Linked DNA regions of Homo sapiens: region 1 is linked to region 2. Evidence: read pairs that join two places in POLR2A ChIA-PET (ENCODE). Cell type or tissue: Panc1. All regions are shown on one strand. Each heading gives the region's core, and the rest is flanking DNA. Links, peaks and the distances in the headings are about the cores only.

Region 1 (12,087 bases), core at 1,679-9,678, 62 kb after region 2:
GAGCGAGCCCGCCCCCGTGCCGTTCCCGATTGGCCAGCTCATGTGTTCTCTTCCGCGCCATTGGACAGCGCCCCAAGATCTCCCGCCTTCCACTTTTTCTGATTAGTTCACAAGTTTTCCCGGGTTGCCGCAGTGAGGAGGAGCCGCCTGGGCGCGGAGATGCTCCGACGCATTTAGTGGGCCCAAATTTAGACGCCACTGCGCCTGCGTACACCTTTCCCCCTCCTCCCAACAGAGTGAAATAGGACTTTAGGGCGCCCGCCTTGCGCAGGCGCGGTCAGGGGCAGAGGCGGGGCCGGGAGCGAGGCGTAGGGGGTGTGGCCAAAGCGCAGTAGGGGGCTCTCGCGGTTGGTAAGGGACGTTCGGGAAGAGTCGGTTGGGGGCGGGAAGGGGCTGAGCGGGGGTCCTGGGAGGGTTCAAGGGGTCCAAAGGGGAAGGGGGTACAGGGGCCAGGTGAAGGGACAGATGAAGAGATCAGAACAGCCTTAGAGCTCACGGGCTAACTGGGTGAAGCCTCGGGTATCTAGGGGAGCAGTGGTGGGAGAGTAGAGCCGGCTAGCGTACAGGGGGCGAGGGCAGGCTATTGAGAGATGGGGGTGAGGGTCAGGACCAGAATAATTCCTTCAGAAAAAGGTAGATTAGGTTGTAAAAAGGGACGGGAGTAGGGATCCCAGATTCGGGTAAAAAATAGATTAATGAGGGTGGGAGGGTGGGAGGAAGATCTTAAAGTGCCCACTATGTGTTAGGACTCGAGAAAGAGGAGGCGGGCAGCAGGCATGGAAGCTAAGGGGATAGTAGAGAGAAGCTGAGAGAACAGCCGCAGGAAAGATTTGAATAAGATGTCAGGACGCTGGCTTTTCTGCCTGGGGATCTAGGCGGCCTGGATTCCCAAGGTCTTGGGGAGGGTCTAGCCCTGCATGTGGCCACATTCAGCTGGGGCCAGGCCTTGGGCCAGCACTTTAACAGGGAAGGACCCAAGAGTCATGGCCTGCTGGTGTCTGGATGGGCTTCCCTCAGGCCTTGCTGAGCCATGGAGAGAACTCTGGAGATGGCGCTCAAGACCCCTGCACTGTGTACCTCCTTTCTCACCTCTGGCCAGGAGCAGCAGGGACCATAGAAACTTAAGGAGGAGGGTAGAGGCACTGCCCAGAATCCTGAAAGTATGAGTAAAGCCTCAGAGCCCCTCTCAGTCTGTCTCTTTCAGTAAATTCTCTCCACTTGATAGTTGCTTGGGTTCCATGAGGAACCAGGTTGAGACAAGCAAGTGAATTTGGGGTATCTCCTACTTTGGGGAAGTAGGAAAAGAGCTAAGCATCGGGTGGACCTGGCTATAATTCAAGGATTATGACTTTGTTATTGTAGGGGCTTTCTCTTTGGAAGGTGGCCTGAAAATTGAATTGGAGTGTCTTTGTTTCTCCTCTTGTCCAGGGGAACATAGATGGCTGGAGACAGAATCTAGAGCCTTCAAATAATGTGGAGATGTTTCCACCTTCAGGTCAGTGGGACCAGACAAGGGGAGTGGTGGTTGTCTCTGCCTGGGAAACTGACCATCTTTGTTTTTGTAATTCTTCAGGTTCCACTGGGCTGATTCCCCCCTCCCACTTTCAAGCTCGGCCCCTTTCAACTCTGCCAAGAATGGCTCCCACCTGGCTCTCAGACATTCCCCTGGTCCAACCCCCAGGCCATCAAGATGTCTCAGAGAGGCGGCTAGACACCCAGAGACCTCAAGTGACCATGTGGGAACGGGATGTTTCCAGTGACAGGCAGGAGCCAGGGCGGAGAGGCAGGTAGGGATCCATCCACGCCGTTTTCTCAGGCTTGCTTGCTAGTGACCCTTCCTCACTGGAATAAACTCCTTACCCTATTTCGGCCCTAGTTTCCAGAACGTACTCATTTTTATGTAAGCAATTAGTTCCTACAGTGCATAAATAATAAAGCAGTGTGCTAAGTGCTAGGGATGAGGATAACAATAGTGAATAAGACAAATCCTGACTTAAATTTGTAATTAATAAGGAATCTAAAATCCTAAGAGGGGAGATAGATTGACCACCAGCTGATGGTAAAGCATGGTATGAGGCAAGATGAAGAAGTGCAAACTAGAGGTAGAGACCCAGCACTGTGGCAGTGTGGGTTCATTCTGATGGAAGAAAGCCTTTACAGAGGACATGCTGTGGGAGCTGGCCATGCTGTCGTATTATCTGTAAACATTCTTATTCTTGTTTCATGTGTCTTTTCCCAGATGTACTGGGATATCATTCTGCCATTTTGCTCCAGAATAGGATTACATTAGAAGAAGCAGCATGATGAAGAAGGAATACTAGACTGGGTGTCAGGAGACAGAGACTCTATTTCTAGTTTGGCTACCAGCTAGAGGACATTTGGCAAGTCACTTAATTTCCCTAGCCTACAGATCGCTGCTACTAAAGAAAGAAAGAAAGAGCGAGCCAGATATGGCGGCTCACACCTATAATCCTAGCACTTTGGGAGCTGAGGCAGGAGGATCACTTGAGCCCAGGAGTTCATGACCAGCGTGGGCAACAAAGCGAGACTCCGTCTCCACAGAAAATAATTAGCTGGCTGTGGTGGCATGCATTTGTAGTCCTAGCTACTCAGGAGGCTAAGGTGGTAGGACCCCTTGAGCTCAGAAGTTGAAGACTGCAGTGACCTATGATCCAGCCACTGCATTGAGGCCTGGGTGACACAGTGATACCCTGTCTCTAAAAACGACAACAACAACAATCTCTTATAGTCCTGGGTCTCAGAGAGCTGCCTCAGGAGCCATGTTCCAAGCTGGATTAAACTTCACGTGACATTGGTAGACGATTTCTCTAAAGGCTGGCACTGTGTTATTTATGTACTGTTCTCTCAGACTCCTCATAAAGTATACCTAACACTCAATAAATGCCTTTTTTTTGAGATGGAGTCTCACTCTGTCGCCCAGGCTGGAGTGCACTGGGGAGATCTTGGCTCACTGCAAGCTCTGCCTCCCAGGTTGACGCCATTCTCCTGCCTCAGCCTCCCAAGCAGCTGGGACTACAGGCACCTGCCACCATGCCCAGCTAGTTTTTTATATTTTTAGTAGAGATGGGGTTTCACCGTGTTAACCAGGATGATCTCGATCTCCTGACCTCGTGATCCGCCCGCCTCGGCCTCCCAAAGTGCTGGGATTACAGGCATGAGCCACCGCGCCCAGCCAATAAATGCCTTTTAACTAGCACCTGGCCTCACCATATTGATACTGGAAGCTTACGACCTCTCTATGCCCATTCCTCCCTCAAACTTCTTGCCCTTAAATTAGAATTGAGAAGTCCCTGTGTGTTCTTCCAACCTTTCCACTTAAAATGTGTGGCCTAAAAATAAAAAAATAAATAAGACAAAAAAACCACCAAAAAACAAAAAGAATGTGTGGCCTAATGATATACACATTTGATGTTGAATCCTCCTGTATGTAGCTCTCTCTAGGGAGATCATGTTCCACGATCTCAGCCAGACTTTAGGTCCTGTGAGTCCAGGCACTGGACTCAACATGCTCAATAGGGCTTTGATGAATGATGATGATGTCAATGCAGACATCCCCATACCCCAGCTTCAGCACCCCCTTCACCTCCCCACACGGAAGCAGAGGGGTCCTCTTTTCCTTCTCCTGGCTATGTTTATGCCCTCAACTATCCTTCCAGCACTGGAGACAAGTCTCACCTGCACTAACCTGTCTTTGAAGGTCCTGGGGGCTGGAGGGGTCACAGGCCCTGAGCCAGCAGGCTGAGGTGATCGTTCGGCAGCTGCAAGAGCTGCGGCGGCTGGAGGAGGAGGTCCGGCTCCTGCGGGAGACCTCGCTGCAGCAGAAGATGAGGCTAGAGGCCCAGGCCATGGAGCTAGAGGCTCTGGCACGGGCGGAGAAGGCCGGCCGAGCTGAGGCTGAGGGCCTGCGTGCTGCTTTGGCTGGGGCTGAGGTTGTCCGGAAGAACTTGGAAGAGGGGAGCCAGCGGGAGCTGGAAGAGGTTCAGAGGCTGCACCAAGAGCAGGTGAATGCAGGGGTAGAAAGGATTCAAATTCATAACGGAGAGCTGGGCAGTAGCTTCCAAGCAAAGAACAGGTATTGCAGAAAAGACCCTCCATGAGTAGTGAGTAGTAGAGTGATGAGACCTTTGGTGAAAATAAACACACATGGCCTAGAAAGATGGAGAATTTGGGTACTTTTATCTTAATTCAGGTTGCACTTTTCCCCCAAGACTCAGGTGGCCTCCCACCACTTGAAGCCCTGCTTCCCTTTCTAGTAGGAAATAGTTTGCCTCCCTACTTTACTCCAGGTACCAATTCATCAGGGGTATTGTGGAGGGCAGTGAGGAAGGTGGGTATAAGGGGGCTATGGTGGACTGGGAGAGAGAGATTATTCAGTCCTCAAACTCAGTACTTACTCTTTGCCATCTCTAAGACTCAGTGACCAAATTAGCCTGAGTCCTGCCTTCGTGGATGGAACTGACAGCCTCGTGGGGGATATACACATCCACATTTAATTTAATCATAATTAATTGCAATCAGGAGGAATGCCTTGAAGGAGAAGGACTAGAAAGCACTAACTTAGTCTGGGGTTCAGGGAAGGCCACTGTAACCAGTTGACATGTCAAGGAAAGAAACCATAGCCCTGGGCGCAGTGGCTCACGCCTGTAATCCCAGCATTTTGGGAGGCCGAAGCAGGCAGATCACAAGGTCAGGAGTTCAAGACCAGCCTGGCCAACATGGCGAAACCCTGTCTCTACTAAAAATACAAAAATTCACCAGGCGTGGTGGTGCGCACCTGTAATCCCAGCTACTTGGGAGGCCGAGGCAGGAGAATCACTTGAACCTGGGCAGTGGAGGTTGCAGTGAGCCGAGACTGTGCCATTGCACTCCAGCCTGGGCGACAGAGCAAGACTCTGTCTCAAAAAATAAAATAAAAAAGGAACTGGGAGAAAACAAGGGAGAATTCCTTTATAACCTTGTAGTGGGCAAGGCCTTTCTACCTGTGAGTCAAAATCCAAAATCTAGAAGCCATAAAGGAAAAAATTGATCCATTGACTTTATAACATGAACATTAGGAATAGCCAAAAAGAAAAAAAAAAGCTATATTTATAGCTCAGATCACAAGAAAAGGGTAATATCCCTAATATAAAATGTGTGCCTAGAAATTGGTAAGGGAAAGACCAGCAATCCAATCAGAAAATGGACAAAGGAGATTTATGAAAGAAACTTAGAAACAAGAAGCTAGGCCAGGCACAGTGGCTCATGCCTGTAATCCCAGCACTTTGGGAGGCCGAGGTGGGCGGATCACTTGAGGCCAGGAGTTAAAGACCAACCTGGCCAACATGAAGAACTCTACAAAAAAATACAAAAATTAGCCGGGTATAGTCGTGGGCGCCTGTAATCCCCCAGCTTCTTGGGAGGCTGAGGCAGGAGAATTGCTTGAACCTGGGAGACAGAGGTTACAGTGAGCTGACATCACACTCCAGCCTGGGCAGCAGAGCGAGACTAAAAAAACAACAAGCTACCGTTTGTGCTGAATAGGAGTTGGCCAGTGAAGAGGCGTGTGAAGTCCAGTGGTAGCTGGAAGACACTTGGTGGGACAACAGGTGAAGGCGGGGACAGGAGGCCAGAAGGCTGGGGCACAGAGATGAGGGGCACTGAGTGTGCTGCAGAGCCCAGGGCCCAGGGCACAAGGCTTTGGCCACTTCAGAACTTGCTACTTTCCCATAAGAGCAATGAGCAGGCTGGGCACAGTGGCTCATACCTGTAATCCTAGCACTTTGGGAGGCCAAGGTGGAAGGATCATTTGAGCCCAGGAGTTTGAGACCAGCCTGGGCAACAAAGCGAGACCCCCATCTCTATTTTATGGAAGAAATTAGGGCTGGGCATGGTTGCTCACATGTGTAATCCTAGCACTTTGGGAAGCTGAGGCGGGTGGATCACTTGAGGTCAGGAGTTCGAGACCAGCCTGGCCAACATGGTAAAACCTCATCTCTACTAAAAATACAAAAATTAGCTGGGCGTGGTGGCTCATGCCTGTAATCTCAGCTACTCAGGAGGGTGAGGCAGGAGAATCGCTTGAACCTGGGAGGCAGCGTTTGCAGTGAGCTGAGATCGTGCCATTGCACTCCAGTCTAGGCAACAAAGTGAAACTCCATCTCCAAAAAAACAAACAAAAAAAAATTGTTTTTTCAAGTAATAAGCAACCGTTGAAAGGTTGTTTTTTTTTTTTTTTTGAGATGGAGTCTCGCTCTGTCGCCCAGGCTGGAGTGCAGTGGCGCGATCTTGGCTCACTGCCAGCTCCGCCTCCCGGGTTCAAGTCATTCTTCCGAGTAGCTGGGACTACAGGCGCCCGCCACCACGCCCAGCTAATTTTTTGTATTTTAATAGAGACGGGGTTTCACCATGTTAGCCAGGATGATCTCGATCTCCTGACCTTGTGATCCACCCACCTCGGCCTCCCAAAGTGCTGGAATTACAGGAATGAGCCACTGCGCCCGGCCTGTTGAAAGGTTTTAAGCAGGGAAATAACATGATTAGATTTGTATTTTATGTCTAAAAAATTTTGTCATTTATGTCCCCCAAATTAATTTTATTGTTGTATGGAGACAGGGCTAGAGGAGGCAGACCAGGAAGCAGGGTGGGCACTTTGCCCTCCTTTCCAGTCCATCCCATGACTCTTGGTGGCTCTGACACCCCTGCAACCCTTTGAGGTGCCATGAGCAAAAGACACAAAATTCCTCCTTTCCTGGAGCTTTCCTTCCAGTGTGGTCCGACAGATAGTAACACATACACATAAGCAAGATATGGTCAGTGCTAAGTGCTCAGGAGGACGTGAACAGCTGATGGGGCAGAGTAGGGTGGGGAGGGACGGTATTAGAGGGCCCAGTGAAGCCACCCTGAGGAGGGGCTATCGCCTGGGGTCTGTGGAGCAAGGAGGGGCCGCTGTCTGGTTCTCAGCAGACTCCCCGTGGCCGGAGCGGGGAGCAGTGGGAGAGCCTCCAGGGTGAGCTCAGGAGGTAGGCAGAGGCCGGGTCCCCTGGCCTGCAGGTGTGGAGAGACACCTGGGTTTTGTTGTGAATGCTGTGAGAAGCCACTGAGGGTTTGTAAAGACTAGTTAGGAGATGGTCGCTGTTGCCCAGGCAAAAGATGAGGGTTGGTGGCAGTGGAGACGGAGACAGAGAGGTGAAGATATGTTTTGGGGGAGATCGGACAAGAACTCCTGATGGGTTGTGGGGCAGCTGCGGAGAGTGAGTTGCCAGCTCTCCATTTGCTGTGCACAGTTGGCTGATTGGTTGGGTCATTCTCTAAGGTCACAGAAAGTGGGAGTGAAGGGAACAAGGAAGGCCTCCATGTGGGGTCGAGCCTCTGCTGAGCCCCCTCTTCTTTCCGCAGCTGTCCTCTTTGACACAGGCTCACGAGGAGGCTCTTTCCAGTTTGACCAGCAAGGCTGAGGGCTTGGAGAAGTCTCTGAGTAGTCTGGAAACCAGAAGAGCAGGGGAAGCCAAGGAGCTGGCCGAGGCTCAGAGGGAGGCCGAGCTGCTTCGGAAGCAGCTGAGGTAGGTGGGCGGACGCCGACGGGAGCCCAGCAATTAGTGATGTGGTGGATCTGCAGGGCGCCCCACTGATGGCTGTCCCATTCCCACCCCAACCCTAGCAAGACCCAGGAAGACTTGGAGGCTCAGGTGACCCTGGTTGAGAATCTAAGAAAATATGTTGGGGAACAAGTGCCTTCTGAGGTCCACAGCCAGACATGGGAACTGGAGCGACAGAAGCTTCTGGAAACCATGCAGGTGAGGGTGCAGGAATGTATCTGTGTGCAGACTTAGGGATCAGGTTGGGAGGCAAGCGTGGCCCTTGGAGGAGCGTGTAGAGCACAGCCTCCGGGAGAGAAGGTGGTACCTAAGGCGGCATGGAGGCCCTACAGAGGGGCTGCTTTCCTCTGCCCGCAGCACTTGCAGGAGGACCGGGACAGCCTGCATGCCACCGCGGAGCTGCTGCAGGTGCGGGTGCAGAGCCTCACACACATCCTCGCCCTGCAGGAGGAGGAGCTGACCAGGAAGGTACAGCCCAACCCCCAGACCCCTCACCCTCAGCCGCATCCTGCATCTACTGTCCCCTGCCTCCCTCCCTGTGGGCAGGAGGGGTCAATGTGCCCCAGAACCTGCTTAGATCTCCTTCCTGTGAACTCCTCTTGCTGTAGCTCATGTTGCCCAGGCAGGACAGAGGAGAAACAAAGATGCCACCTCCTTCCTCTCCTCCCCCAGGAGCCCACACTTTTCTCCCACTCCTTCTCCCTCAGGTTCAACCTTCAGATTCCCTGGAGCCTGAGTTTACCAGGAAGTGCCAGTCCCTGCTGAACCGCTGGCGGGAGAAGGTGTTTGCCCTCATGGTGCAGCTAAAGGCCCAGGAGCTGGAACACAGTGACTCTGTTAAGCAGCTGAAGGGACAGGTCACTGCACTCTCTTTTCTCCCGGTATTCCCTCCCAGCACCTTGCTCCTTCCATGAAGGTGGCATCCATTCAACCAGTGTTTATTGAGTGGTTGCCACATGCTGGGCACACAGCCCTGAACAAAACTAAAATGTGGAGCTTGCATTCTAGAACAGAGACACAGAACACGCAAGTAAACAGATAATGTTGGGTAATTATATGTGCGATAGAAAGATTGAAGCCAGGTGCAGTGGCTCACACCTATAATGCGATCACTTTGGTCTTGAACTCCTGACCTCAGGTGATTCACCTGCCTCAGCCTCCCAAAGTGATGGGATTACAGGTGTGAGCCACCGTGCCCAGTCAAGTAATGCCAACAGTTTGGGAGACCGAGGCAGGTGGATCACTGGAGGTCAGGAGTTCGAGACCAGCCTGGGCAACATGTGAAATCCCGTCTCTACTAAAAATACAAAAAATTAGCCGGTCATAGTGGCTCATTCCTGTAGTCCCAGCTACTCTGGAGGATGAGGTGGGAGGATCACCTGAGGCTGGGAGGTCGAGGCGAGGCCACAGTGAACTGTGATCCCATCACTGCACTCTAGCCTGGGTGACAAAGCGAGATCTTTTCTCAAAAAAAAAGAAAGTAGTAAGAAAAATTCAAAAGATAATGTGACGGAGAGACTGTGGGGTGAGTCAGCCTCAGGTAGGATGCTCAGAGACAGCCTCTCTGAGGAGGTGACAGCATCTGAGGAGAGTGGCATGGTCAGTTGGTGGGTCTTGTGGGGTGGGTCAAGGGCTATTCCCATCTTTGAGTGGGCACATGGAATGTGGAACATGGAACACTGGGCTCAGATTCCATCCTCAGAACCTAAGCTTCTGTCTCCCTGCGTGGCATTCATTCTTTTTCTTTTCTTTTTTTTTTTTTTTTTTTTTTGAGAAGGAGTCTTGTTCTTGTCACCAGGCTGGAGTGCAGTGGCCTGATCTCAGCTCACTGCAACCTCCGCCTCCCAGGTTCAAGTGATTCTCCTGCCTCAGCCTCCCGAGTAGCTGGGATTACAGGCACATGCCATCACGCTCAGCTAATTTTTGTATTTTTAGTAGAGACAGGCTTTCACCATGTTGGTCAGGCTGATCTTGAACCCCTGACCTCAAGTGATCCATCTGCCTCGGCCTCCCAAAGTGCTGGGATTACAGGTGTGAGCCACCGTGCTGCAACCCACCCCCGTCGCCCGCCCCCCCTCCCCCCAGCCCCTGCATGGCATTCTTACAGAGATCTCTGCACCTGCCACTTTGCTTCCAGTGCCCCCCTCATCTTTTAGCTCTAGAGGGCCCTGCCTAGCTCTCTCTCCTCCCCCAGGTGGCCTCACTCCAGGAAAAAGTGACATCCCAGAGCCAGGAGCAGGCCATCCTGCAGCGATCCCTGCAGGACAAAGCCGCAGAGGTGGAGGTGGAGCGTATGGGTGCCAAGGTTGGTGTCAGCCTACTAGAGACTCGGGGAGGGCAAGGGAGCCCCTGTTCCGGGGCTGCAGCCAGGACTTAGGGAGGGACCCTGTCCTTTGCTGCATCCTCCCCAGGGCCTGCAGTTGGAGCTGAGCCGTGCTCAGGAGGCCAGGCGTCGGTGGCAGCAGCAGACAGCCTCAGCCGAGGAGCAGCTGAGGCTTGTGGTCAATGCTGTCAGCAGGTATCAGGGATGGAGGGGTGGGTGGAGTAGTGTTTCTGCCACCTCAGGTTCCTGGGCACCTTGTTGCTGAGGATCCTCAGGCAAGAGGGGCTGGAAAGTGGCCACTGGAGGCTACAGGGCTGGGCAGATTTAGCTCTATCAATGTTCCTGTGTTCGTTTCTTTTCCTGGGGAAGCCCCTTCTGCATTCATACCTGATTGCTTGTTATGAATTTCCCGTTGCATGTTTGGCTGGAGGTGAGGCCTTGCTTCCTCCTGCAGTTCAGTCTAGTAATGGCTTGAGCTAAATAGAGCACCCGGGAGGATCTTTACTTGCAGTATTGTTCAAGGATGGAGAGTGTAGACACTTCATCTTCCTTTTTTTTTCTAAAATTTTACGGGCAATCCGTTTCACTGGAGAAAAATTTAGTCTATTTATTTATTTATTTTGAGACAAAGTCTCGCTCTGTCACCCAGGCTGGAGTGCAATGGCGCAATCTTGGCTCACTGCAACCTCACCTCCCTGGTTCAAGTGATTCTCCTGCCTCAGCCTCCCGAGTAGCTGGATTACAGGCATCCTCCACCAGTGTCCTCCACTACACCCGGCTAATTTTTGCATTTTTAGTAGGGACGGGGTTTCACCATGTTGGCCAGGCTGGTCTTGAACTCCTGACCTCAGGTGATCCACCCACCTCAGCCTCCCAAAGTGCTGGAATTATAGGTGTGAGCCACTGCACCTGGCCTAGTCTATTTATTTAAAGCTATATACTTACTTGCTTATTATATACTTAACTTGCTTACTATTCCATCTAAAATGTAAGCCAGTTAGTTTCCTTCTAAATCAATTGCCAGCCTTTGTCTCTCCTACCAACTTCCTAGTTGTTTCATTACCTACAATTGTTGTATGACCTTCAGAAAAACCTCTAAGAAAACAGCAAAGCTTCTTTGTGCTGGTGATGACTTCCCCTCAGCCTTAGACACTGAGGTACCCAAGGCAGGTAGTTCTTTTTTTTTTTTTTTTTTTTTTTGAGACAGAGTCTCGCACTGTCACCCAGGCTGGAGTGCAATGGCACGATCTCAGCTCACTGCAACCTCTGCCTCCCGGGTTCACACGATTTTCCTGCCTCAGCCTCCTGAGTAGCTGGGATTACAGGTGCACACCACCACACCCGGCTACTTTTTTGTATTTTTAGTAGAGACAGGGTTTCACTGTGTTGGCCAGGCTGGTCTCAAACTTCTGACCTCGTGATCCGCCCGCCTCGGCCTCCCAAAGTGCTGGGATTACAGGCTTGAGCCACCGTGCCTGGCCGGCAGGTAGTTCTTAGCACAGTCTCTGGCTTGTAAATGTTTATTGTTATCGTGAGGCTCTTCTTGATGGGTTAATTTAGATAAAGATAATTTTTGGTTTAGCGAAATTAAGATGCAGGATGAGTCCTTGCCCATCACTTCCTTCTCTTGGATTTGTACCTTAGGGACTAATTTAGCTTTAAAAATTATGAAAAATTTCAAACTTGCACGGAATTAAACTAGTTATAATGACCTACCACCCAGGTTCAATCCATCGCGGGTGCCCCCTACCTCCAGGAGAACAGAAAGATGCACTGTGGACAGGGTTTGACTTTGGTACCAGGCGATCACAGAAATGGTCTGTGTAATGATGCATTTGCCGAAAGTCCTCCAGGCTTAAAGCAGTCCAAACTCTGATTGTTGCTGGGTTTATTAGATTGTCTCTAGGTAATTGGAGACTTTAATAAGGGCTGTGGTAGGTGTTGGAAGCATCTACTGGAACAATTTCCAGATCAAAGTGAACTTTGCTGTGCTGCTGGGGATGCAGCTGCAAGCCTTCATCATCATGTGTTTTTCTGTGGGTGCAGACCTGGACTCTCCTGAGGAAACCCCAGCCCGGCCCCAGACACTCCTTGGCCTCCTCCTGGGGCCTGTTTAAGCTGCTCAGTTTTCATGAGCCAGGTTGGTCCTACTTCTGGCACAGCCAGCTG
Region 2 (15,988 bases), core at 4,232-12,231:
CCAGTGGCCTGGGAGCAGCTGGGATATTTCTGATCCTGGGGTTCCTGGGGGTGGTGCACAGTATTTCCAATGCTGAGGGGTGCCACAGGCACTGGTGGGAAGCTTGGGTGTCTCCTCCCAGGCTCTCTTGGTGCCTCCTTCCTTATCTGTTTCTTCAGGTTCTGGATCTTGACCATCAGGGCCTGGGGCCCCCACCCCCTCCAGCAGAGCCTGATCCACTCCAGCTGCTGCTCCAGCAACTCTTTGGCTTGGGCCAGCTCAGCTGTGTGGTGGGGCCAGGGCCCTGGTGAGGGGAGTCAGGGAGGGAGCATCAGCCAGGGCAGGGGGGCTGAGGCTCTGGAAAGCTGTGCTGCAGGGTCTGGCTGTAAGTGGGAAATTCTACCTCCCTTTCTCTGTTTCTAGCCCATTAGTTTAAGTCCACCTGTACTGAGAAGCCCAGGGAGCCCTGTATCTTAGGTACAAGCCTCTGGGGAGCAGATAGAGATCCCTGGCCCAGGAGCTATACTGGAAAGCCCACAGCTGCAGAAAGTCAGGTTGCACCTGTAAAACCCCCAGCTGGTTAAAAAAAGATAAAATTTGACTACCTGAGAGGTTTCATTTATATAACAGGAACACCTTCCCAGCCTCTCTCTGTGGGCTATTAAAGATTTCAGAGATTTCTTATTCTAAACAATTAATGAAAACATCAAGTCTTAAAAGGACACATAGTAGTGTCATGGCTAGTCTTCAAAAATTCCCTTGACTAAATTAAGAGCAAAAAAATCACTTCAAACACTTCTGGTAGTTAAAATTAAACACTTCTCAGCCGGGTGCGGTGGCTCATGCCTGTAATCCCAGCACTTTGGGAGGCCGAGATGGGCAGATCACGAGGTCAAGAGATTGAGACCATCCTGGCCAACATGGTGAAACCCTGTCTCTACTAAAAATACAAAAATTAGTCGGGTGTGGTGGTGGGCACCTGTAGTCCCAGCTACTCAGGAGGCTGAGGCAGGAGAATCGCTTGAACCTGAGAGGCGGAGGCTGCAGTGAGGCGAGATCACACCACTGTGCTCCAGCCTGGGCAACAGAGCAAAACTAAAAAAAAAAACATTAAACACTTCTGCCATGGCTCAGGTTTGCCACCTCATCAGGGAACAACTAAGGGCCACCCACCTTGTGGCCTAATAGTCATAACTTTGGTTAAGGCACTTGGGAGGATACCTTTTGGTAAAGAAGGTGAAAAGCCAGGAATATCAACTGTTCCTCCTGGCTAAAATCTGGTAATAAGAGATGTCAAAGGATTTTTTTAGAGCTCTATAGTCAAAATTTGACTTAATTAAAACTGATATTTTAGACTTCAGTGTGTACATATTGCTTTAAGGTCTCTTTTCTCCCTGGGTAAACATTTCTCAGTCAACTAAATGTCTCTCTTTTTCAACCCCCTGCTAGCCACATGCACTTCCTCTGTTTCCCTATTTCTTTGTTTTTTTTTTTTTTTTTGAGACGGAGTCTCACTCTGTCACCCAGGCTGGAGTGCAATGGCGTGGTCTCAGCTCACTGCAACCTCCACCTCCCAGGTTCAAGCGATTCTCCCACCTCAGCCTCCCAAGTAGCTGGGACTACAGGCGCCTGCCACCACACCCAGCTAATTTTTGTATTTTTAGTAGAGACGGGGTTTCACTATATTGGCGAGGCTGATCTCGAACTCCTGACCTAGTGATCCACCCACCTCGGCCCCCCAAAGTACTGGGATTACAGGCATGAGCCACTGCGCCCGGCCTCCCCTATTTATTTCTATCAGCCCCTCCTTCCTCTTGCCAACCTTGGTGCCACATAAGAAAAAAATTAAATTAAATAAAATTCTAATAGCCTGGGATCCCTTAAGAAAAATGCAAAAGGCACCACAGACGCATTTTTGTGAGAAACTGCTGTTTTTTCCTCAGGGAATCCCAAGAGGGAATCCAAGAGAGGACAAAATCCTCTCAGGTCAAAAACTCTGTTCCTTTGCCTTGCATGACCTGATTTTGGCTTTGAATGGGATCAGAAATCACTTTATATTGTGAGAAAACTTGACTTTGGCGTATACAATGGCTGGGAAATGGGCTGATCACAGAGTGGGCTGATTGGCACTGGGTTGCCCACCAGCCTTGAGAGAAAGTTTTTGTAGCAAAACACACTAAAAATATTGTATGGCCAGGTCCCCATGGCATTACTCTCTTTCTGGGCACTGAAAATTCAGTGTGGGCTCTACCCTGAGTTCAATGGTCCAGTTAAAAGATACAGGCCAAATTAAAAGCACCTATCTAAATGCAGTTGATCTCCTTATAAGATCCTATGATAGACCGGGCACGGTGGCTCACGCCTGTAATCCCAGCACTTTCAGAGGCCAAGGAGGGCGGATCACAAGGTCAGGAGATTGAGACCGTCCTGGGTAACATGGTGAAACTCCATCTCTGCTAAAAATAAAAAAAAGTAGCCGGGCGTAGTGGCACACACCTGTAGTCCCAGCTACTTGGGAGACTGAGGCAGGAGAATCGCTTGAACCTGGGAGGCGGAGGTTGCAGTGAGCCGAGATTGCGTTCTGCAGGAGGTACTAATTAAAATTGTGTACCTCCTAGTTTTTTCACTAAAAATAAGAGTTACTAAGAGTTAACATTACAATTCATAGATGTAATTTAAATTACTAGATATAAGATAAATAATTCTACAAGCAACATGCAAAGAAAAGTAGAATGTGGTTTTTGGTAGAAACATAAGAAGGCATGGAAATAGGGCTTTTGTTAAAGGAAAAGTAATTCTGCCTAGTTAGAGGGGTTTATTTTATTTTATTTTATTTTATTTTATTTTATTTATTTTGAGATGGAGTCTCGCTCTGTTGCCCAGGCTGGAGTGCAGTGGCATGATCTCAGCTCACCATCAACCTCCACCTGCTGGGTTCAAGTGATTCTCCTGCCTCAGCCTCCCAAGTAGCTGGGACTACAGATGTGCACCACCACGCTCAGCTAATTTTTTGTATTTTTAGTAGAGATGGGGTTTCACCATGTTGGCCAAGCTGGTCTGAAACTCCTGACCTTCTGATCCACCCGCCTTGGCCTCCCAAAGTGCTGGGATTACAGGTGAGCCACCACGCCTGGCCAAAATAATCTTTTATAACTTTTTTTGTTGGAAACATTGCTGATTCTTTTTGCTTTGTTTTTCAGAGTCAAGAAAACTTTTCTTTTGAACATTTACAGCTTTTCACAATGAAGCGTACTCTTGTAAGCAAAATTTGAGGCATATTTCTTTCTCTCTACCTGATTTCTCCAGAATTCAGAAACTATTTCTGAGATTTTGTTTGTTTGTTTGTTTTTTGAGAAGGAGTCTTGCTCTATCTCCCAGGCTGGAGTGCAGTGGGGCGATCTCAGCTCACTGCAATGTCTGCTTCCCGGGTTCAAGTGATTCTCCTGTCTCAGCCTCCTGAGTAGCTGGAATTACAGGCACCCGCCACCACGCCTGGCTAATTTTTGTATTTTTAGTAGAGACAGGGTTTCACCATGTTGGTCAGGCTGGTCTCGATCTCCTGACCTCATGATCTGCCTGCCTCAGCCTCCCAAAGTGCTGGGATTACAGGCATGAGCCACCACGCCTGGCCTTATTTCTGAGTATTCATGATTTATGGCAATATACTTAGTTGCATGAGTTTAATAAAAATCTGTTTTCTTTCTTAACAGGACATAATTTTGACACTGATTATTTTACCAAGGCTTTGGCTAGAATGCCATATTTTAAGATATAAGCAGACTGCTTTGAGAACTTGAGATTGATGTTATAGAACTGATTAAAAAAAAAAAAAACCCTTGGAAAAACTGACCTCATACTTTGTCTACGCATTTCCTTTACAGGGTTCCTGACAGGTAGTAAGTAAGAATATCACTTTCTCACAGACCTAGGAACCACACGTTATTTTGAGACCTTGAGAAGACAGAAATTTACCTCATTCATACAAGTATCTGCAGGCACAGATAAATCCTTGGCTGGACTCAAGAAAAACTCTAATCTGAGATTCCTTATGAAAAGCTCTAGCAAAACCAATTCAAAAAGAGCCTAGGGCCATGCACAGTGGCTCAGGCCTGTAATCCCAGAACTTTGGGAAGCCAAGGCGGATGGATCACCTGAGGTTGGGAGTTCGAGACCAGCTTGACAAACATGGAGTAACCCCGTCCTGACTAAAAATACAAAATTAGCTGGGCTTGGTGGCGCATGCCTGTAATCCCAGCTACTCGGGAGGTTGAGGCAGGAGACTCGCTTGAACCCGGGAGGCAGAGGTTGCAGTGAGCTGAGATTGCACCATTGCACTCAGCATGGGCAACAAGAGTGGAAACTCTGTCTCAAAAAAAAAAAAGAGCCTATTGGCCAATAATTATTCTTGCTGCGCTTTATGCAAATAATCAGACCAAGTATAATAAGACTAAAACTTATTTTGCAGATACGTTGGTCCCACTATGATTTTGATTTTGGTAAAAATAGGGGACTGGAGAGAGAAAAATTATTTCAAAGAAAATTATAGTATACTCATTATAAGATTCTAGCCTTGTCCATTGTTTTTCAGTTTTCACTATTTGTCTACAATTTATTCAGACTAGATCCTGAATTCTTCCCTGGCTATAAGTCTCCAAAGTAACATTTTCAAAAGAAAAATTTCTCCCATTTTTCTCACTTGGAATCACTAGAAATTAAAACTGTGCTTTTCTTACAGCCCTGCAAACTGAAGCTAGAAAATTTAAACTTTGTAGCGTAATAGCAGAAATAGTAGCATTTGCAGATAACTGTATTTTCACAAGCTTACTTTTTCTTATGTACAATGTAGACTTACTAAGTGCAAGACAAATGCATAATAGATTTTTTCTCTACTCCCTTCTTTTCACCTATAAAATGTAGATTCACTGAGCACTAATCAGAGCCTCACACACCCCACCTTTGTGCCTGCCTACTGAAGTATGGACTTCTCGGTAGCATATCCTAAATTACTTTTCCAGGATTGCATTCCATTTGTTTCTATAATCTGGTCTTGGTCCCTCCCTTTTGTTTCTCTTTTTCCCTTTTTTCTTTCTCTCTTTCCCTTTTTTCTTTCTCTCTTCCTCCCTCTATTTTTCTCCATGGGACAAGAGACTTTACAAGCCCCTAAGAATAAGCCTTCCTAGCAACATGGGATCTAATCTTCCAGGAATAAATCATTCTAGCAGAAGAGGTTAGACTAAACCCATGAGCAGACACCCATTTTCTTCTACCATGCTTTCTCTGAAAGATTTTGAATAACAAGGGAGAAATGTGAAAAGAAAATAGAATCTCAGGACCCCAAACTGCTATGCAAGAAATTAAGCTTGGAAACTGAGTCATGCAAAATTTGCCTTCCTTTTGTTCCCAAACATATAACTGTAATTTTACATGCTTACTTTAGCTTATGTAAAATATAGATTTACTGAACATGATGTGAATGCATAACTGACTTCTTCCTCCCTCCCTTCTTTTCACATGTAAAATGTAGATTCACTAAGGACTAATCACAGCCTCACAAGTATGTAACCACTCGCATCATTGCCTACCTGTCCTTCCTTTTTTTTTCTTTCCTCTCCTGCTTGCCCTTTCTCCTTTAAATATTGAAGGTCCCAAAATCCTCCTTGGAAAAAGCACAGGTCACAGGTCCTATTGTGGCTTATGTTTCTTTTCCCCCAGCATATTTTCAACCTTGGCAAAATGAACACCGAATTGATTGAGATCTGCCTCAGTCACTTTTTGGTTTACAAAGCTAAATTAATTACATTTGTAAATTAAAAACAAGGGGCCAGGTGCAGTGGCTCATGCCTGTAATCCTAGCACTTTGGGAGGCCGAGGTGGGTGAATCACCTGAGGTCAGGAGACCAGCCTTGCCAACATGGCAAAACCCTGTCTTTACTAAAAATACAAAAATTGGCCAGGCATGGTGGCAGGCACCTGTCATCCCAGCTACTCGGGAGGCTGAGGCAGGAGGCAGAGGTTGCAGTGAGCCAAGATCACACCACTGCACTCCAGCCTGGACAACAGAGTGAAACTCCGTCTCAAAAAAAAAAAAAAAAAAGAGGCTGGGCACATTGGCTCATGCCTGTAATCACAGCACTTTGGGAGGCCAAGGCAGGCAGATCATGAGGTCAGGAGTTCAAGACCAGCCTGGCCAACATGGAGAAACCCCATCTGTACTAAAGATACAAAAAATTAGCCAGGCATGGTGGCACACACCTGTAATCCCAGCTACTCGGGAGACTGAGGCAGGAGAATCACTTGAACCCAGGAGGCCAAGGTTGCAATGAGCTGAGATCACACCATTGCACTCCAGCCTGGGCAACAAGGTGAGACCCCATCTCAAAAAAAACAAAAACAAAAACAAAAACAAAAAGATAGCAGCTATTTAGAAAAAAAAAAACAAGAGCTTGGAGTCGCAAAGAAGACAAGCACTCAAACAAAAGGATTTCTCAGCAAGGCAAGTTTACTTCTGCAGAAGGGTGCTGCTTGCACTTCTGGCTGCTGTGAGAGCACACCGAACAATGGACAGAAGCGGGTTTTATCCCTAACGCAATCAGCCCCTGCTACTGTGTCCTGTCCCCATTTGCTGAAGTCAGACTGCACAATCTAAGCTGATCCCAATTGGCTATTTCAAATGGAGCAGGAGTGTGAGTAAGTAGGGCGGGAAGGGCTGTTTCAGCGAGAAGAGAGAGGCCATCCTTTACTGTGCAAAACATGTCAGGGCATGGCAAAGGCAGGAAGAGCCCTCTGCAAGTTACAGATTGGAACTGGTGGGAGTTGGTGTTTACAGAGCGGGTAACTAGGAACAAGAGAGTACAAGGAAGTTGGGTTTTAGAAATAGAAAACAAAGAACAAGGAAGTTGAAGAAGCTGAACCTTTGAAGAGGAACTTACTGTATCTAACAGAACAAATGAGGCTTCTGCAAGACAATTGAAATGATACACTCATAACAATCCTTCATGAAAGTAACATATTAGCCACCTGAGTTTCTGCTTTAGGTTATGAACTCCAAAATGGACTGGCCCCCAGTAATTTACAGTAGGTAGTCCTAAGCCATAAATAAATAGAATCTGTGAATATTAGCTTTGTTCATCTGTAAGAACTTAAGAAAGTGCTGGGCATTGGGTCAGTTCAAGTCTATTGGATGAACTGTGAATCTCATAATCATGGAAATGTAGGAATAAAGATAAATATACATAAACCAGGCCAGGCTCGGTGGCTGACTCCTGTAATCCCAGCACTTTGGGAAGCCAAGGCAGGAGGATCACCTGAGGTTGGGACCAGCCTGACCAACATGGAGAAACCCCATCTCTACCAAAAATACAAAATTAGCCAGGCATGGTGGCACATGCCTGTAATCCCAGCTACTCGGTAAGCTGAGGCTGGAGAATCGCTTGAACCCTGGAGGTGGAGGTTGCGTTGAGCCAAGATCGTGCCATTGCACTCTAGCCTGGGCAACAAGAGTAGAAACTCTGTCTCAAAAAAAAAAAAAAAAAAAAAGTAAACCACAGATTACCTAATGCTAAGGTTTTGTTACAGGAAAGGAGTCTTGATTCAGACCCCAAGAGAGGGCTCTTGGATCTTGCACAAGGAAGAATTCAGGGCAAGTCCATAGAGTAAAGTAAACCAAGTTTATTAGAAAAGTAAAAGAACAAAAGAATGGCTACTCCATCAACAGAGCACCCCTGAGGGCTGCTGGTTGCCCATCTTTATGGTTATTTCTTGATGATATGCTAAACAAGGGGTGGGTTATTTATGCCTTCCCTTTTTAGACCATATAGAGTAACTTCCTGTCGTTGCCACAGCATTTGTAAACTGTCATGGTGCTGGTGGGAGTGTAGCAGTGAGGACGACCAGAGGTCACTCTCATCACCATCTTGGTTTTGGTGGGTTTTGGCTAGCTTCTTTACTGCAACCCATTTTATCAGCAAGGTCTTTAGGACCTGTATCTTGTGCTGACCTTCTGTCTCATCCTATGACTTAGAATGCCTTAACCGTCTGGGAATGTGGCCCAGTAGGGTTCAGCCTTATTTTACTCAGCCCCTATTCAAGATGGAGTTGCTCTGGTTCACATGCCTCTGACAGTTTGAATGACCCCCCAAAACTCATGTTGACATTTAATTGCTATTCTGATAGTATTAAGAGGGGAGACCTTTAAGAGTTGATTAGGTTGAATAGATTAATGTCATTATTGTGGGAGTGGGCTCCTGATAAAAAGTATGTTTGGCCCCTTTGCCCTACCTCTTTCACCATGGGATGACACTACAGGAAGGCCCCCACAAGATGCTGATACCATGCTCTTGGACTTCCCAGCCTCCAGAACTGTAAGAAATACATATTTTAATAAATTGCCCAGTCTGTGGTATTCTGTTACAGCAGCAGAAAATGAAACCTAGTTTGTTATGTTATCATGTTTATTTATTTATGTTTGTTATTCTTGAGTCATAATAGAGTCTTACTCAGATGTGCATTCATGCCTGGCCTCTGCAGGAGGGGCCTGTCTTCAGCCAGGGACAAGCAGAACATTATGGTCAGCATCATCCACAAGGTCAAGAGGCCACAGAGCCCCCTGAGGGCAGTATACTGGCCCCTTCGATATTGTATCCTACCCAGCAGGTTAGTAGGACTGCATGACTGACAGGAATCATTGTAGCCTTCATAGCAAAGTTTTATGGAGACGGGGCTAAGGCTATTGAAGTCCAGCCATTAGATTAATGTAGGAGCTTGCTGTCAGAGACCCTGCTGGGCACTTTTTGTTCCTGTCACAGATGACCTTCACAACAACCTTTCAAGAGAGCTCTTTTCATTTCACTTTTCTTGCATGTGGATGTCCAGTTTTTCCAGTGCCATTTATTGAAAAGACAGTCTTTTCTCCACTGTATTGTCTTTGCTCCTTTATCTGTATTTACGTGGGTCTATTTCTTGGTTCTCTATTCTGTTTCATTGATCTATTTGTCTATTCTTTTGCCAATACAACACTGTCTTTTTTAAATTAAATTATTTTGGTTGACAAATAAAAGTTATATTTGGGTGTATAGCATCATGTTTTCATATACGTATACATTGTAAAATGGCTAAAGCAAGCCATTAACATATACATTACCTCACATACTTTTTGTGGTAATAATGCTTCAAATAATTTATCTTATAATTTTGAAATATACAATATGTGGTTACTAAGTTTAATCACCATAAAGTACAATAGATCTCTTAAACTTATTCTTCCTATCTAATTGAAATTTTGTGTTGGTCGGGCATGATGGCTCATGCCTGTAATCCCAGCACTTTGGGAGGCCGAGGCGGGTGGATCACTTGAGGTCAGGAGTTCGAGACCAGACTGGTCAACATGGTGAAACTAAAAATACAAAAATTAGCTGGATGTGGTGTCACATGCATATAGTCCCAGCTACTTGGGAGGTTGAGGCACAAGAATCACTTGAACCCGAGTGATTCAGAGACTGCAATGAGCCAAGATCATGCCACTGCACTCCAGACTGGGTGACAGAGAGAGACTCTTGTCTTTTTTTTTTTTTTTTTTTTTTTTTTTTGGTAGAGTCTCTCTCTGTTGCCCAGGCTGGAGTTCAGTGGTTCAGTGGTGCAATCTCAGCTCACTGCAACTTCCACCTCCCGGGTTCAAGCAATTCTCCTGTCTCAGCCTCCCGAGTAGCTGGGACTACAGGCGCATGCCACGACACCCGGCTAATTTCTTTTGTATTTTAGTAGAGACAGGGTTTCACCATGTTGCCCAGGCTAGTCTCTAACTCCTGAGCTCAGGCAATTTGCCTGCCTCGGCCTCCCAAAGTGCTAGGATTACAGGCTTGAGCCACTGCGCCCAGCCGAGACTCTGTCTTTAAAAAAAAAAAAAGAAAGAAAGAAAAGAAATTTTGTGTCATTTGCTTACCCCTCCCCAATCCTCCCACCTCCCAGCCTCTGACAACTACCGGTTTACTCACCATGTATATGAGTTTGGCTTTTTTTACATTCCACATATATGTGAGATCATGTTTGTCTTTTTGCGCCTGGCTTATTTCACTTAACATAATGTCTTCTAGGTTCATTCATGTTGTTGACTGAATAGTATCCCACTGTGTATATATACCACATTTTCTTTATACATTCATCCATTAATGGATACTTAGGTTGATTCCATATCTTGGCTCTTGAGAATAACACTGCAGCCAGGTGTGGTGGCTCGCACATGGAATCCAGCTACTCAGGAGGCTGAGGCAAGATGACCACTTAAGGCCAGGATTCTGAGACCAAGCTGGGCAATGCAGTGACACCCTAACTCTAAAGAAAGAAGAAAGAATAATGCTGCAATGAACATGGAAGTGCAGACATCTCTTTGACACACAGATTTTATATCCTTTGAATATATATTCAGTGGTAGGATTGCTGGATCATATGGTAGTTCTATATTTTAATTTTTTGAGGAACCTTCATACTCCTTCCAGCAATGACTATACCAATTATCTGTCTGGATTACTGCAGTTTTATAGAAAGTCTTGAAGTCAGGTGTGGCAGTACTTTGACTTTGTTTTCCTTCTATATTGTGCTGGCTAGGCCTTTTGCCTCTCCATATAAACCTTTTTTGTTTGTTTGTTTTTTGTTTTTTTGAGACAGAGTTTCGCTCCTGTTGCCCAGGCTGGAGTGCAATCTCAGCTCACTGCAACCTCCACCTCCTGGGTTCAAGCGATTCTCCTGCCTCAGCCTCCCAAGTAGCTGGGATTACAGGCACCCGCCACCACACCCAGCTAATTTTTGTATTTTTAGTAGAGACGGGGTTTCACCATGTTGGCGAGGCTGGTCTTGAACTCCTGACCTCAGGTCATCTGCCCACCTCGGCCTCCCAAAGTGCTGGGATTACAGGCATGAGCCACTGTGCCCGGCCTCTCCATATAAATTTTTAAATCAGCTTGTGAGTATACACAAAATAACGTCCTGGGGTTTTGACTGGGATTGCATTGATTCTATAGATCAGGTTGGGAAGAAATGACATATTAACAATATTGAGTCTTCCTGGTCTTGCATCCCACGTTCAAGCTATTCTCCTGCCTCAGCCTCCCGAGTAGCTGAGATTACAGGTGCCCACCACTACGCCTGGCTAATTTTTTGTATTTTTAGTAGAGATGGGGTTTCACCATGTTGACCAGGCTGGTCTCGAATTCCTGACCTTGTGATTCGCCTGCCTCAGCCTCCCAAAGTGCTGGGATTACAGGCGTGAGCCACCATGCCCAGTTCTTTTGTAGCATTTCAAGATGTTCCAGGCTTATCTTGTATTTTTCCTACTTCACCCCTAGAATCAGCTATTTTTCTAAGGAGCCCTGGTTCCTTCTATTGGAGATTGATGTATTATAACCAAAATCTGGGCATTGGGTGCTCATTTCACTTTCCTAAGGAGGACATAGAGGTTCTGTTGATGACATCTGTGATACCTCTGTCTTTGTCTTCTTCATTTAAAAGAATGTAAACAAGGGACACACAGCAAAGGAGATGCAGTACAGAGCAATTTATTGCAAAGGAAAAATGATATTTTGAAAGTTAAGTGCAGAATAGATAGTATGCCCTGAGAGAGAGGATTCAGGGTGGGCTGCTCCTAAGGATGAGACAGCATTGATTATTGCTGCAGAAACTCCCTTTATGGGGGTCTTACATGATTATTCATAAGGAGGTGGGAAGAGGTGTTACTAGTCAGCATGTTCTGGGTGGTCCTCTGGGTGGGTGGTCCTCTGGATGCACATGTGCAGTAGCTATACATGCTTGTTCATGCATCTCATGTCTCATAAGCATCTTAAATCTCCACCCAGGTGTGTGTTTCTTACTATTGTAATGAGCTAAGGGTCAGTTTGACGGTAGGTAAAATCAAAATGCGCATGCTCTCTACAGGGTAAATTCCCTACTGGAGATAGCTTTGCTTGAATGAGCTGGTCTACAATGTGAATGCTGGAGCTTATTGTGTTGTCTGTATGGTTATCACTGTTGCTGCATCCCAAGGACACAGTTACTTCCTTGACTCCCTATCCTGCCTCAATTCCTCCCTAAAAGATCTTAGGACCCATAATCATACGGGAGGATGAGAGGCTAGGTCATTTCTTCCAGAGCTGCTTCCTGCTGAGTGCGGCATTGTCCTTGCCTAACCTGGGCCCTGAAGTCTTTTCCTGCCTAGTCTAACAGTGTGTAAGCCATGTCTTTCAGGGGACTGGTGGGCAAGATGTGAGATAGCTAATTAGCAGCCAAAGGTTGGAAGCCTTGCAAAACCATCACATGAACCGGGATTTGCTGTAGGTGACAAAGCAAGAAATCAGCAATTTTTTTTTTTTTTTGAGACAGTCTGGCTCTGATGCCCAGGCTGGAGTGCAATGGAGTGATCTCAGCTCTCAGCTCACTGCAACCTCTGCCTCCCAGGTTCAAGTAATTCTCTTGCTTCAGCCTCCCAAGTAGCTGAGATTACAGACGCCTGCCACCACACCTGGCTAATTTTTTGTATTTTTAGTAGAGACAGTGTTTCGACATGTTGGCCAGGCTGGGAAATCAGCATTTTAAACAAAGTTGGACCAAAAGTTAGAGCTAAACATATGGTAATGACTGGCATTGTTAAAGGGAGCAAGGCAGAAAACAGCCATTGCTTCCAAGTTCCCACGGAAGCTCCTAAATATTCAATTTTGTCTGCCTGGGTAATGATTTTCTTATTCCAAGAAAATGCTATTAATATATATTTGTAATTTGATTGATGCGAAAACAACATTCTTCTTCTAGATACAAACATGTTCCTCGTTGTCCAACTGTGAGAAGGTCTAAGGCTCTTCGGTTTTGTAGGACTGCCAGGAAGTCCAGCTGTTGCTGAAGTCTAGTGAGGCTCTCTGCTGTTTGTCAGAGGGCCACTGTGGTCTCCTGAGACAGTTTATGCTGGGTTCCCAAGGCTCTGTCTCTGTGGCTGGCTCTGCTAGTCCCGATAGAGAGGATAGCATTAATCCCAAGGGAACAAGGAATCCTGCTCAGCGGTGGATCTTGTGATGTTGGTACATGGGGAAAGGGAGAGATTTGTTAGCCAACGCAAAAGGTAGATAAGGGGAAATGTAAACTATGGGACATCGTCCCTTCCATTGTGGAGGGAGTTGTAGACGTGCTGAAGATCCACAAATACCAACAAATTCTTTTTTTTTTTTTTTTTTTGAGACAGTCTCACTCTGTCGCCAGGCTGGAGTACAGTAGTGCGATCTCAGCTCATTGCAACCTCCGACTCCCTGGTTCAAGCGATTCTCCTGCCTCAGCCTCCTGAGTAGCTGGGATTACAGGCACATGCCACCATATCTAGCTAATTTTTGTATTTTTAGTAGAGACAGGGTTTCACCATGTTGGCCAGGATTGTCTCAATTTCCTGACCTCGTGATCCACCCGCCTCAGCCTCCCAAAGTGCTGGGATTACAGGCGTGAGCCACTGCGCCCGGCCAACACAAGCAAATTCTATGTGATGGTGAAATTTGTGCTGCAAAAGCATTTTGCATCGAGGTGGTAAAAGTAATGGAAATTTGGTGGTCACTGGACTAATTAGAGGATGGTAGAGTTGAGTGGTGTTAATAAGCTTTTTGAAATAAAGTTCCCCCTTTAGGGTTCTATCATGAGGTGTATAAATGATTCTGTGAGAAAGGTTTAGATATACTGACTCTCTTGTGGAGTTTTTCTATAAAAGGAGTGAAACTGGCATGGTTGCTGTAAAGGCAGAAGGGGAATTGCTCTGGGTAAAAAGCAAGGTAAGAAAGCAATTTTCCCCTTGGCAGAGTGAAGCTATTATTCATAGATAAAAATGGAAGTTTGAACTGGCAGTGGCCAGGTCCAAGGAACTCTCTTTGTATTGTTTGTTTAGTCAGATATTCCCACATTATGGTCCAAAGTTTGTTCCAGGAGGTGTATAGGAATGTTGGCCCATTCTTCCCGAGAAACAGGTTTTGCACATTTTTAAATTTTGGTAGTCATGCAAAGCCAGCAAGACTGAGTTAATTTTTATAAATTAGTAGTATGGTTTATTATTTCTTTAGCAGATAAGGTCGTTTTACTAAAAGCGCCTAAAATACAGTAAATAAATAAGAAAAAAATAAAAACATCACATTTCACTGTGAGTTGTTTTCTTGAATAGAAGCTTATGCTGAGGCAACATTAATTGCCTGATGTTTTGGGTCTTGGCTGTTTTTGGACAGGAGCCTTAGATCCTCCAGTGCTTCATAGGAATAGCTTGGAGTCTTTGTTTCAAGTTTCTGTGATGACTTAAAAGGAATCATTTTTTATTTTTGATAAACACACCAAAGGCCTACACCCCTAAGTTTTACTGCAGCAGAAGTTGGTCAGCTGCATGGTAGAGTGAAAATCCTAGTCTGGAGTTTGCTATTAACACCAATGACAGTGTCGTGTTTGGTAGACAGAGGCCCAGGGCAGACAGTGAGAACTGACAGGCCAGCCTCTGTCTTTAAAAGGATATTGATATTTTTGCCTGTCATGTCCAGGGTCATCCGAGGCTCCATTGCTGTGACTGGGGCTGATTGCCACATAGGAGCTGTTTTTTGCCTTTGGTCTCTTTAGTCTTTAGCCAGGGACAATAAGGAATTAGGAGTCCCTCCTCCCTTCAGAGTTGGAGACAGTCCTTCTTCCATTGCCCTTCTTTGTCACATTGATGACAGGCTCCAGAGGGTTTGCAAGCCTGAAGGCCTTTGTTACTTACTTAGCTCCGGTGTCCAGGCTTTTTATAAATGCAGGAATAGCCCTTGGGTTCCACTCAGGATGACCTGGAGGTGGGAGTTTTCGCATAGTGAGTGAAGGCCAAAAATTGGGACTATCTTTTGTCTCTCTTTTCTTCCCTTTGATCTCTATGTGCCTTTTCCACTCTGTCTTGGTAATTAAAGACACCAAAAGTTAGGTTTAGCAGTTCATTTATTGGGACTTGGGGATTTATGACTAGTTTTGTGACTTTTTCCTGATATCTGGGACAGACTGACTCATGAAGTAGGTCTCTAAGAGGATTTGGTTGTTTTTCTGTGTGTTACCTGAGAGAGGGAGATACAGATAGAGAGTGAGAGTAGGTTGCTTTTTGTTTTAGGGGGGCAATAGGATACTCTGCTATGAGTTGTCCCAGCAGGACTGGGCTCTTTAGGGAGTGTTTGGTGAACAAGCTGATAAGGACGGGGTGCAGAAGACTGTGTGTCAAGTGAGGAAGGACTACAGGAGTAGAAGCTTAAGAGGTTTGAAGAGTAACCCTGGACTAGATTGTAAGGGAGGAAAGTTGTTGGTAGGAGGTATTTTTCTTTCTTTTTTTTTTTTTTTTTTTTGAGACAGAGTCTCACTCATCACCCAGGCAGGAGTGCATTGGTATGATCTCAGCTCGCTGCAACCTCCGCCTCCTGGACTCAAGTGATTCTCCTGCCTCAGCCTCCTAAGTAGCTGGGATTACAGGCCTGCGCCACCACACCCGACTAATTTTTTTATTTTTAGTAGAGACAGGGTTTCACCATGTTGGCCAGGCTGGTCTCGAACTCCTAACCTCAAGTGATCCACCCACCTTGGCCTCCCAAAGGGCCACTGTTGCACCCAGCTGGTATATTTCTTATTATAGAGTCATTAATTATGTTAGATTTCCCCAAATTCTTTTTTGAGACAGAGTCTCGCTCTGTCACCCAGGATGGAGTGCAGTGGTGCGATCTCGGCTCACTGCAACCTCCGCCTCCCACGTTCAAGTGATTATCTTGCCTCAGCCTCCTGAGTAGCTGGGATTATAGGTGCAAGCCACCACGCCTGGCTAATGTTTGTATTTTTAGTAGAGATGGGGTTTCACCATGTTGGTCAGGCTGGTCTCGAACTCCTGACCTCATGATCCACCTGCCTCGGCCTCCCAAAGTGCTGGGATTACAGGCGTGAGCCACTGCGCCCGGCCTCCCAAATTCTTTTGAATAACATGAGCATAATAGATTTGGTATCAGTCTCTAAG

The links. ChIA-PET counts read pairs that join two places held together with the same protein. Peaks named below come from ENCODE experiments on the same cell type or tissue, not always from the same donor. Only the 100,000 strongest peaks of a DNase experiment are listed, where the experiment ranks them.
Region 1: POLR2A ChIA-PET joins it to region 2 with 17 read pairs; 6 of 35 experiments call an interaction of 5 or more read pairs at or near these places.

What each region holds. Positions count from the first base shown.
Region 1 is chr6:31,146,431-31,158,517 of GRCh38, reverse strand. It overlaps CCHCR1 (coiled-coil alpha-helical rod protein 1), which reads left to right and starts at 716. Exons shown (of 18, transcript NM_001105564.2): 1 at 716-1,133; 2 at 1,429-1,495; 3 at 1,574-1,787; 4 at 3,719-4,022; 5 at 7,396-7,559; 6 at 7,658-7,793; 7 at 7,953-8,063; 8 at 8,303-8,452; 9 at 9,790-9,900; 10 at 10,007-10,113. The coding sequence starts at 918. RefSeq lists enhancers at 474-974, 975-1,475, 2,209-2,824. In Panc1, for the core only: no CTCF peak of the experiment used is centred there; no DNase peak of the experiment used is centred there.
Region 2 is chr6:31,207,218-31,223,205 of GRCh38, reverse strand. No RefSeq gene overlaps it. Among named protein-coding and RNA genes, the nearest start is that of HCG27, 17 kb to the right of the region's middle. RefSeq lists enhancers at 1-206, 6,515-7,416, 11,240-12,234 and a silencer at 10,553-10,738. In Panc1, for the core only: no CTCF peak of the experiment used is centred there; a DNase peak (open chromatin) is centred at 8,585.